Linked DNA regions of Homo sapiens: region 1 is linked to region 2. A link is a loop called in an ENCODE intact Hi-C map of the cell type or tissue named here. Cell type or tissue: Caco-2. All regions are shown on one strand. Links, peaks and the distances in the headings refer to the core of each region. The heading gives the core; the rest is flanking DNA.

The links. Peaks named below come from ENCODE experiments on the same cell type or tissue, not always from the same donor. Only the 100,000 strongest peaks of a DNase experiment are listed, where the experiment ranks them.
Region 1: a loop joins it to region 2, with 11 times the contacts of the local background. A loop is called at or near these places in 1 of 110 quality-filtered maps.

The regions. Positions count from the first base shown.
Region 1 is chr7:101,582,351-101,587,725 of GRCh38, forward strand. LOC107986832 (a long non-coding RNA gene) reads left to right here. Exons shown (of 3, transcript XR_001745314.2): 2 at 5,057-5,211. Among named protein-coding and RNA genes, the nearest start is that of LINC01007, 16 kb to the left of the region's middle. In Caco-2, for the core only: no CTCF peak of the experiment used is centred there; DNase peaks (open chromatin) are centred at 2,791, 3,961 and 4,381.
Region 2 is chr7:102,010,449-102,015,823 of GRCh38, forward strand. The region is part of intron 2 of CUX1 (cut like homeobox 1); the gene reads left to right. Among named protein-coding and RNA genes, the nearest start is that of CUX1, 200 kb to the left of the region's middle. In Caco-2, for the core only: no CTCF peak of the experiment used is centred there; DNase peaks (open chromatin) are centred at 2,203, 2,573 and 2,894; H3K4me3 peaks cover 378 bases.

The sequences.
Region 1 (5,375 bases), core at 135-5,134, 430 kb before region 2:
TGATACGAGCTATCTTCTACAATGTGCCGTACGCATTGAACCAACAGTTGATGCACCGTATCCCAGTAGCTGGAATTGAAATTTTCCCAAAGCAAGGACTGACCCCTCCCAAATCACTCCCAGTGACCCCAGTGGCACCAGACAGCCCGATTTTCCAGTTGCCAGAGAAACACTTCCATTAGAAAATTCACTGAAATGGGCCAAGTGCAGTGGTTCACAGCTGTAATCCCGGCACTCTGGGAGGCCGAGGCCAGTGGATCGCTTGAACCCAGGAGTTTGAGACCAGCATGGGCAGCATGGTGAAACCTCATCTCTACCAAAAAAAAAAAAAAAAAAAAAAAAAAAACCAAAAAGTTAGCTGAGTTGTAGTGGTGTGCATCTGTGGTCCATGCTACTTGGGAGACTAAGGTGGGAGGATTACCGAGCCTGGGAGGCAGAGGTTGCAGTGAGCCATGATGGCACCACTGCACTCCAGCCTGGGTGACAGAGTGAGACCTTGTCTCCAAAATAAATAAATAAATAATAAAACCATGAAAAGTTCCTCTGAACCTGCATCTGTACATGTGTAAATGTTATCTGTCACTTTGGGTTTCTTGTGCCGATGAAATAGAATTCAAAGGAAGGAGCTGCCATACTAATGGGGGTCATTACTGAGTATTATGAGGGGTATGGATGGCTGCTGCACAGTGGAGGTAGGGAGGAGTCTGTCTGGAACATGGGGTTTTACCAGGACCCCAGGAGCCCAGCAGACCATGAGGATCTTGGTGCATTCGTGCCTGGCGATAACGGTAAACAGGGGGCAGTCATGCCTGGCAGAGAACAGGCAACCAAAGGCTGGGGTCCCTCAGGGATGAGGGCCTGGGTCACCCCAGCAGGCAAGAGCCTTAGACCATCTGAAGTGCTGGCTCAGGGTGAAGGAAATCTTGCATGGGTTCTCTCTAGAGGGGACTGATGACAAGTATTAATTATGGTCTTGGGACCAGCTGCAGCTGCCCAGAATGTAGCTCATTCCAACACATCTTTGTATTCACTCTCTCTGTAGGTCATGCCTGTCCACTCTCCCGAAGACTCAGTGCCACCATGGACTTGGGGTGGGCACACGTGGATCTGAGTGGTGCAAGGGGTGGACTGTGGCAGACACTTTCTGGTGCTCTGTGTCACTTTCCATTAATTTCCTTCTGATTTCTGCAGCAGCAGTGGTGGTCAGTTACGGGCAAGCACAGGCATGCAGGGAGTGTCCCACATCAAGCATGTGACAGCATCTTTTCCCTCTCTGGCTCAGGGTCCTTTCAACAACAAGGGTCTGTTGAGGCTATGAGCAAGCTCTGTCCAGGATTGTGAGGAAGTCAGTGTCCTCAAGGGACACCCTCTACCTCTCGGGGGGTGGAGGAACAGGTGGATACATGCTCCAGGCTCCTTCTTGCAGAAGGACAATTCTGGGAGACATTCTGTACTCTTTGCAAGGGTTCCTACAGAATCAAGCCCCCTTTGCTGAAGCAGCGACCTTGATAACTCACCCTGACACCAGCTTTTCCTCTTTCCCTTTAACACTCTTTTTTTCTTCTGTCTGTTCCTTGAGGTGCCTCCCAAATAAACTCCCAACTCCCAAGACCTTGTCTTAGGTTCTGCTATGAAGGCCCCCAAACAAAGACACCCCCGTGTTTTTGTTTGTTTGTTTGTTTGTGACGGATTTTCACTCTTGTCGCCCAGGCTGGAGTGCGATGGCAGGATCTTGGCTCACTGCAACCTCCGCCTCCCGGGTTCAAGCGATTCTCCTGCCTCAGCCTCCCAAGTAGCTGGAATTACAGGCATGCGCCACCAAGTCCAGCTAATTTTGTATTTTTTAGTAGAGACGGGGTTTCTCCATGTTGGTCAGGCTGTTCTCAAACTCCCGACCTCAGGTCATCCGCCTGCCTCAGCCTCCCAAAGTGCTGGGATTATAGGCATGAGCCACCACACCTGGCCTGTTTGTTTGTTTTTTGAGGCAGGGTCTTGCTCTGTTGCCCAAACTGGAGTGCACTAGTGCAATCATAGCTCACTGCATCCTTGACTTCCCAAGTTCAAGTGATCCTCCCACCTCAGCCTCCTGAGTAGCTGGGACTACACGCATGCATCATCATGCCTAGCTAATTTTTTGTTGAGATGGGATCTCACTATGTTGCCCAGGCTGGTCTAAAACTCCTGGGCTCATGGCCAGGTGTGGTGGCTCATGCCTGTAATCCTAGCACTTTGGGAGGCTGAGGCGGGTGGTCACTTGAGGTCAGGAGTTCGAGACCAGCCTGGCCAACATGGCGAAACCCCGTCTCTACTAAAAATGCAAAAAAAATTAGCTGGGCATGTGGTGCATGCCCGTAGTCCCAGCTACTTGGGAGGCTGAGACAGGAGAATCACTTGAACCCGGGAGGCAGAGGTTGCAGTGAACTGAGATCGCACCACTGCACTCCAGCCTGGGTGACAGAGCAAGACACCATCTCAAAAAAATAAAAATAAAAAGTAAAACTCCTGGGCTCAAGTGATCCTCCTACCTCAGCTTTCCAAAGTGCTAGGATTGCAGGCATGAGCCACCGTGCCTAGCCAAAGACACCCTGTAATCAAGCAGTCCTGGTGGAAGGGCTGGGGTGGCCCAGGGCAGCAGGTGTCTGGCCAACAGTTTCTAGTGTTTTGTGACTGCTACTTACTGACACACATAAAAGAGACAGTCATACTGGTGTGTACTGGTGGAATGTCGACTCTTATCTTCAACAGTGCCAAAGTTCAGGGTTTAGTAAAAGTATTTAAACAGGGCGTGGTGGCTCACATCTGTAATCCCAGAACTTTGGGAGGCTGAGGCAGGTGGATCATGAGGTCAGGAGATTGAGATCAGCATGGTTAATACTGTGAAACCCTATCTCTACTAAAAATACAAAAAATTAGCTGGGTGTGGTGGCACATGCCTGTAGTCCCAGCTACTAGGGAGCTGAGGCAGGAGAATCGCTTGAACCTGGGAGGCAGAGGTTGCAGCGGGCTGAGATCATGCCATTGCATTCCATCCTGGGTGACATAGCAAGACTCTGGCCCTCCCCGCACCCCCCGCAAAAAAAAAAAAAAAAGTACTTAAACTGGGCCTGGTGGCTCACATTTGTAATCCCAGCACTTTGGGAAGCTGCAGCAGGAGGATAGCTTGGGCACAGAAGTTGGAGACCAGCCTGAGGCAACATAGTGAGACCCTCCATCTATACAAAAATTACAAAAATTAGCCAGGCATGGTGGCATGTACCTGTAGTCCCAGCTACTTGGGAGGCTGAGGTGGGAGGATTGCTTGAGCCAAGGAGGTCGAGGCTGCAGTGAGCCATGATTGTGGCACTGCACTCCAGCCTGGACAAGAGTGAGACCTTGTCTCAAATAAATAAAAATAAAAAACAGTATTTACAGGTCTGAGAACCGCGCAGGTCAAGCCATTCATAACTAGTTCTTTCATGTATTCATAACATTCCAAGACAAAACCTCCATTTAGGTGATTATCTGAATGGCTGGGGCCTATGCCACTGGTATACAGAGTATGCCACTTGGTAAGTGGTCTCTCTTTTCCTAAATGGGGCTTCAGCCAGAAATTTGTCTTGTTTGGTTTTGTAGGGTGGTCAGATTGTGCCAAGCATTACATATGATGCTTGAGTCATAATCACGTTGATAACAGAAAAAGAAACCATTTATGGGCCCTTCCTGTACTAAGCACTTCATATGCAGGATCTTGTATGCCTCAGAATTACCCTCCATGGTAGCTATTGCTGTTACTTCCAATTTCTTGATGAGGACACTGGCTCAGAGAGGTTAAGTAACTTGTCTGGGGTCACTCAGCAGTTAGGTGACAGAGCTGGTATTCTTGCCCTCTCCCTGGGCTGTTTTCTTAGTAGCACCTGTGAGCTCCCGCCTGGAAGAGATGCAGTCATTTCCGCTCACATCCTATTGGCTGGAACTGGTCACATGACCCCAGGTGAATTGGGAAGGAGGCTGGGAGGTAGAGAAGCACGTGGCTAACTGGTGAACATTTGCAGCTCAGCATCAGATACAGCCGGGTGCAGGCAGGGCTCTGTGAGATGTGGTCATCTCTGCACATTGATTGCCATGCAAGGCTTGACTCAGAGCATCTGTTGGCCTGTGTCTGCTTCTCCAACCTGTGCACGCACAAATGGGACCAGCCCTCGGCATCTCTGAGAGACTAGAAGAGGCCTTGAACTCCACTTGGGATCAGCTCTTCCGAACGCAGATTAATTGCTGTTGATGTTCTTTGGACATAATTTTCCGCGAGACAGGATCATTTGGAAACCCATAAATACACATTCAGATGCACGTGATGGATAAGAAACTCGGCTCCAACGAGTCATTTGAGCTGCCATAAATCTTGTTTGCATTTTCTTCCCTGGTGCCTGTAAATCAGGCCCTATCTCCGCCTTCTGGGTCCTGGTGGCCCCTACCTGCCATCCATTACACTGCAGGTGGGGCATCTGACAGTCAGCCCCACACGCCGCCCTCATGCCCTACGCACATCCATCACGTGGCCAACCCTGCATCCTGCCACCCTCCTGGGGGGCCAAGGTTCCCTGAAGTTTTACTTGTCTCTCGTGCTTTTCTGAATAGCAGTTGTCCCCTACCCCCAAAATCACAGATTACACAAGCCTGATTGGGTTTTAACGACATGCAAGTTTTAAAAGCAAACTGGAGAGAGCTGCTCCTGGGTTTCTACCTTCTCCTTGGCCTGTGCCCCTGTGAGCTGTTTTGTTTTCAACAAGCCAACCATGCAAAGAGCAGGCAAAACCTCACGGGGTTTGGAATCAGACGCGGTGGGCTGCAATGGTTCTGTAATTAAGAGATTTCAGCCGAGTTCTTTCTCTGGGCCTCAGCGTGCTCATCTGCAGGATAGAGATAACAAACCCTACTTCCTCAGATTGTATCTCAGTGTAATAATACTCAGGTAATCGACGTAAGAGAAACCCCCAAAACTCAGTTGCTTAACCCAATGTACAGGTTTGATTTTTGCCCCATGCAAAATCCAGTATGGCAGCTTCCTTCTCTCTTACAGCTTTGTTTTCTGGAGTGGATATTCCTCTAAGATCACCGCGGCAGGAGAGGAGAGAGACAGAAAGAGGACCTTGGCTCCTAACTGCTCCAGTCCAGAAGAGATGCAGTCACTTTCTGCTCACATCCTATTGGTTGGAACTGGCCACATGACTCCAGGTGAATTGCAAAGGATGCTGGGAGGTAGAGAAGCACATGGCTAATTGGTGAACATTTGCATTCCTGCAAGAGTGGTTGTGAGTGTTCAATCACATGCAGTTCTCGGGGCAGGGCACCGAAGGGGTCTAGCAGAGCTTCGGGATGTCAGAGATGAGCCTAAAATA
Region 2 (5,375 bases), core at 126-5,125:
GAGATTCACCAAGTGAACCATGCATAGCATCTCTTAAATCTGTATCATGGAATTCGTGATTGGGCCTCTCTTTCATATCAGGCAACATACATGTGATGTACATACCTGTAGCTTCCGGGAAAGGGAAGGAAGTAGAGATGACATTGTCTGTTACTCGTTTGTATGTGTGTGTGCGTATTTAAGTAAATATGTGTGTGCATAGGGACATGTCACATGCATGTGTGGCACATTTATAGGATGAAGAGGTGTCTAAAAGACATTGAGGAAACTCAGTGAAGGAGTTCTGCCGGCGGGCGTGAGGACCACGCTAAAAGATGCCGGTTGTGCTTTGTGTCTAAGCTGAAAGCATGGATATCATTTTATAAAAGTAAAATTATATTGGCCAGGCGTGGTGGCTCATGCCTGTAGTCCCAGCACATTGGGAGGCCGAGGTGGGCGGATCACCTGAGGTCGAGAGTGTGAGACCAGCCTGACCAACATGGAGAAACCCCCATCTCTACTAAAAATACAAAAAATTAGCCAGGCATGGTGGCACATGCCTGTAATCCCAGCTACTCAGGAGGCTGAAGCAGGAGAATCACTTGAACCTGGGAGGCGGAGGTTGCAGTGAGCCAAGATCATGCCATTGCACTCCAGCCTGGGCAACAAGAGCAAAACTCCATCTCAGAAAAATAAAAAAAAAAAGTAAAATTATATTGTTATTGACGGTCTCTTTGTTCGAGTAAGCCGTCTCTGGATATATCATTGTATGGTGTATTCATGCCAAGGATTTGGTGTGAGTCTTGAAGCATTCACACCAAATTGTGGCCAAGCCCAGCACTGAGAGCGCAGTGGGCGTTCGGAGGACACGTTTGGATTTTGTGATCCTCTGCCTGGCAGGAGCTGCTCAGCCCCTACAGCCCCTTCCCCGAGACCACCAATGCGTTTCTCTTCAGTTTTGCTATTCTCATACGCTGGTGATGGGATTTTGGAGACAAACATGGTCTCTTCTGCTTGCTTGCTTGCTTATTTATTTATTTTTCCTCCCAGGTTCAAGTGATTCTCCTGCCTCAGCCTCCCAAGTAGCTGGGATTACAGGTGTGCGCCACCATGCCCAGCTAATTTTGTGTTTTTAGTAGAGACGGGTTTCACCGTGTTGGCCAGGCTGGTCTTGAACTCCTGACCTCAGGTGACCTGCCCACCTTGGCCTCCCAAAGTGCTGAGATTACAGACATGAGCCACCGCGCCTGGCCTTCTGCCTTTTTTGGTGAACTCCCTGTGGGTGGGAGAACTACCCGGTGGAGTCGGTACCTAACCAGGGCAGGACACGGAGGTACACCCCTCTCATTTTCGGCAGCAGGGTGAGAGGATTTTTATTATCTTACTTAGACACTTGAATTTATTTTTTTATTTTGAGACGGAATTTCGGTCTTGTCACCCAGGCTGGAGTGCAATGGTGTGATCGCTGGTCCCTGGGTTCAAGTGATTCTCCAACCTCAGCCTCCCAAGTAGCTAGGATTACAGGCGCCCATCACCACACCTGGCTAATTTTTGTATTTTTAGTAGAGACGGGGTTTCACCATGTTGGCCATGCTGGTTGACGCTTGAATTTATTTATTTATTTCAGATAATTTTGGACTACAGAAAGGACTCTTTGAAAGGGTATTCTAAAATAATTTCACCCAATTAGGTTTTAAACATAGTCTGCCATATTGTTGATTTCACAGGATTTGCTTTTTTAAAAAAATGTATTTTATTTATTTAGAATTTTTCTTTAAGAGATGGGGTCTCACTCTGTTGCCCAGGCTGGAGTACAGTGGTGCGATCTCGGCTCACTGCAACCTCCGCCTCCCGGGTTGAAGCAATTCTCATGTCTCAGCCTCCCAAGTAGCTGGGACTATAGGTGCGTGCCACCATGCCTGGCTAATTTTTGTATTTTTAGTAGAAACGGGGTTTCACCATGTAGGCCAGGCTGGTCTCGAACTCATGACCTCAAGTCATGCACCTGGCTTGGCCTCCCAAAGTGCTAGGATTATAAGCGTGAGCCACTGTGCCTGGCCTTCAGTAGCTTTTAAAGGTTGTAGCTGAAGATTTTGTACTTGTCACATGGGGGAATATGATAATGAAAGCAGAAGATAGACTAGTCACTCTACTTTTCCCAGCGTCCTCTCTGACTGGACTCTTTGAAGGTACTGCCCAGGGTCATGAAGAGATGGCCCTGGCTGCTTCCAGAAGGTATACATTCCCGTGTCCACTCTGTGTCCTGGAGAGTGGGGGCGGGGGGAGGGGGTTGTCCGTCTTTGTATCTCTGTCTCTCAGTACAAATTTAATGAAGGAATGAATCAATGAATGAATGAAGCAAGCATTCCCCCAGAGAATTCTTAAATCATCTTAGCCGGTCATGGAATTTCCCAGCAAGTCAGCTTTTAGAATCCTGAAAATATTTTCAGTATTCATCTCTTTAAGGAATATATCAAAAGCAGTCAGCACCAACCACGGTTTTTCAGCTGATTCCCAAATGTGTGATAAGAAACACCTAATTCCTTGGGGGAGAAAACTTGTTCAGGTTAAATTCTTGCGGTAATCCTTACGGCCCTGTGGTGTTCGCTAAGATGTAGCAAGAATGTAAATAGCTAGGTACTTTGATCTACCTCAAATACTTACTAGTTTAAACATTCTGCCATTCTGCCGTCATACCAAAAAAAAAAAAAAAGCACCATCCCAGGGTTATGAATGACGTTACTGTCTTTGGACATGCTGTCTTGTGTGGCTGAGACGTAGATCAAGAGAAATTTGTAAGAAAGACAATAAGGTACAAAAATCGCCGAAGCTAATGTCAAGATGGAGATAAATAGATCTATATTTGCCATATATGGTAGTAAAAGAAAAGTCTGTGCAAATTTGCTCGACATTTATGGACTTCTATGATTCATCTACCAGGGCCAGCAGCTCCAGCCAAGAGATATAGAATGTCTTCAACTGTATTTCTTTCCTAAATTGTTTCATTACAAAGAAGCCATGTTGTGTATTCAGAAGAAAATTCCAGGACCGCATGAAAGTCACTATTTGGGAACAGGCCTGAGAAAGCTTGCTTAGAGGAATTCCAAAAGTATTCAAAAGGCAGTTATTGACCAAACACATAATAATTCTCTAAGCATCAACAATTTTCCATAGATCCAAGCTCACATATACAGCGTATTTTCTGTGGCTAGTCACTCCAGAAATAGAGGGTTCTCTGCTTTCTTGACTGATTGACTCATATGCAAACGCTTCTCATTTCATTTTGTTATTTTTTTGAGAAAGGGCTTGTTCTGTCTCCCAGGCTGGAGTGCAGTGGCACAGTCACGGCTCACTGCACCCTCGACCTCTCTGGGCTAAGCCATCCTTCCACCTCAGCCTCCCGAGTAGCTGGGACCATAGGCACACACCACCATGCCTCGCTAATTTTTGTATTTTTTGTAGAGACAGGGTCTCGCCATGTTGCCCAAGCTGGTCTCGAACTCCTGGGCTCAAGCAATCCTCCCACCTCAGCCTCCCAAAGTGCTGGGATTATAGGCATGCATCAACATGCCCAGCCTGTTTTTTGTTTTAATCTGTTATTGAGTAAGGTGCAATTTGTGGCTCCATATACAGGGACAGGTTGCAAAACAGGTACTGAGCCGTGTGTATCCTTCAGGTCCAAGCAGCTTCTAAACTGTGTCTATCTCTGTTCAGGTCCCTGGAACTCTCCTGGGCAGCAAGCTCACAAGAGACCGACCTCTGTGGCCTTCGAAGCGGGTTGCTGTTAGACACACCTTTTAGAAGCTACATTCATAGTATCTCAAAAGACAGACATAAGGGGTACTCGGTATGGCCACCACTCACTCCCACAACACAGCCACCATTTCCCACCCAGAATTTCCTGTGAAATGTGCTCATTTTAAAACAGCACACATCCTGAGAATTGCAAAGTTGGGCATAGAGATCAATACAAATTAGACTTCTTTTTAGATACGCTCTACGCTCTGCAGAGCCCTCTGGGGTCTCCAAGGGCTGGGACCTGCTGGATAAAACTGGATGAAACTAAGTTGCTGCTTCTTTGGTGCCCTTGAATGGACTTTCTTGGCTGCAGTGACGTTAGGTCCGCTTCCTAGCCGCGTGCTGCTCTGCCATCGGGGATGCTAAAGTCGGGGAGGGCCAGGAAGCCTTTCTTTGCTTGGAAGTTTTTGTTTCTCCTTCGCCTGCTAGGTTGGGATAATCCGTTGGGAAGTCTCTGAGCGTCTTTAAACATAAAATCTAGTTTCAAAGGTTTAAATTCCCAAGTTGCCCCCTAAGTTACATGTTGCTTAGGCTTGGTTGCTATCTGTATGGTATAAATAATTCCATTTAGAAATTAAGAAATTATGGGCTGCATTTTTGATGCCAGTGGCTCTGTAGTATCCCCCAACCACCAAAAAAAAAAAAAAAAGAAAAAAAGCATCTAAAAATTGTGAGGTTACCGCTTAGCTCTGTCTTTCTGGCTGCACATGGGTTACCAGGTGCCTTGCCAAGACCCTGCCTCCGTGTCCACCATGCTTTGTGTCTGCAAGTAGATTTACCCATCGTTCATTATTAATTATTCCTCTGAGCAGCTCTGTGAAGCTAGTAAATATTAATAAACAATATGTGCTGATTATGAACCTAAGACAAAAGGATGTCTTTTTCAAGCTGCTTAATTTTAGGTAAACTAGTTGCACACAAGCGATGAATAAACGTGAAGTCAGGCATCCAGGCGGTGAAACAAAATCAAACTGGAACTGCAAAAGGAGAGTGCCTGAGATCTGATTTTATTTTATTTTTGGGATGGAGTCTCACTCTGTCACCCAGGCTGGAGTGCAGTGGCGTGATCTCGGCTCACTGCAACCTCCGCCTCCCAGGTTCACGCAATTCTCCTGCCTCAGCCTCCCAAGTAGCTTGGACTACAGGCACACACCACCATGCCCAGCTAATTTTTGTATTTTAAGTAGAGACGGGGTTTCACTGTGTTGGCCAGGCTGGTCTCGAACTCCTGACCTCAGGTGATCTACCCACTTCAGCCTCCCAAATTGCTGGGGTTACAGGTGTGAGCCACCGCATCCAGCCGAAAGGATACAGTTTATTTAAAGACAAAGGAAAAAGAAAAACCATAATTGTGTTCACTTAGAAACATCTCCCATTTCATACTGATGTCTTTCCTGGTGGTGGTGTCCAAATGCTTATATGTGTGTGAGATTCATTGTTACCATGTTGGGATCAGACTGTAAACAAGCTTTATAAAAGTTCGTGGCTCCTTTCACTCATCCACCCGCTATGCATCGTCCAGATCTGAGTTCACGTGCTCCTTCCCCAAAGGAGCCTTCTCTCCTGTCTAGGGTCAGGTCTGCCTCTTTTTTTCTTTT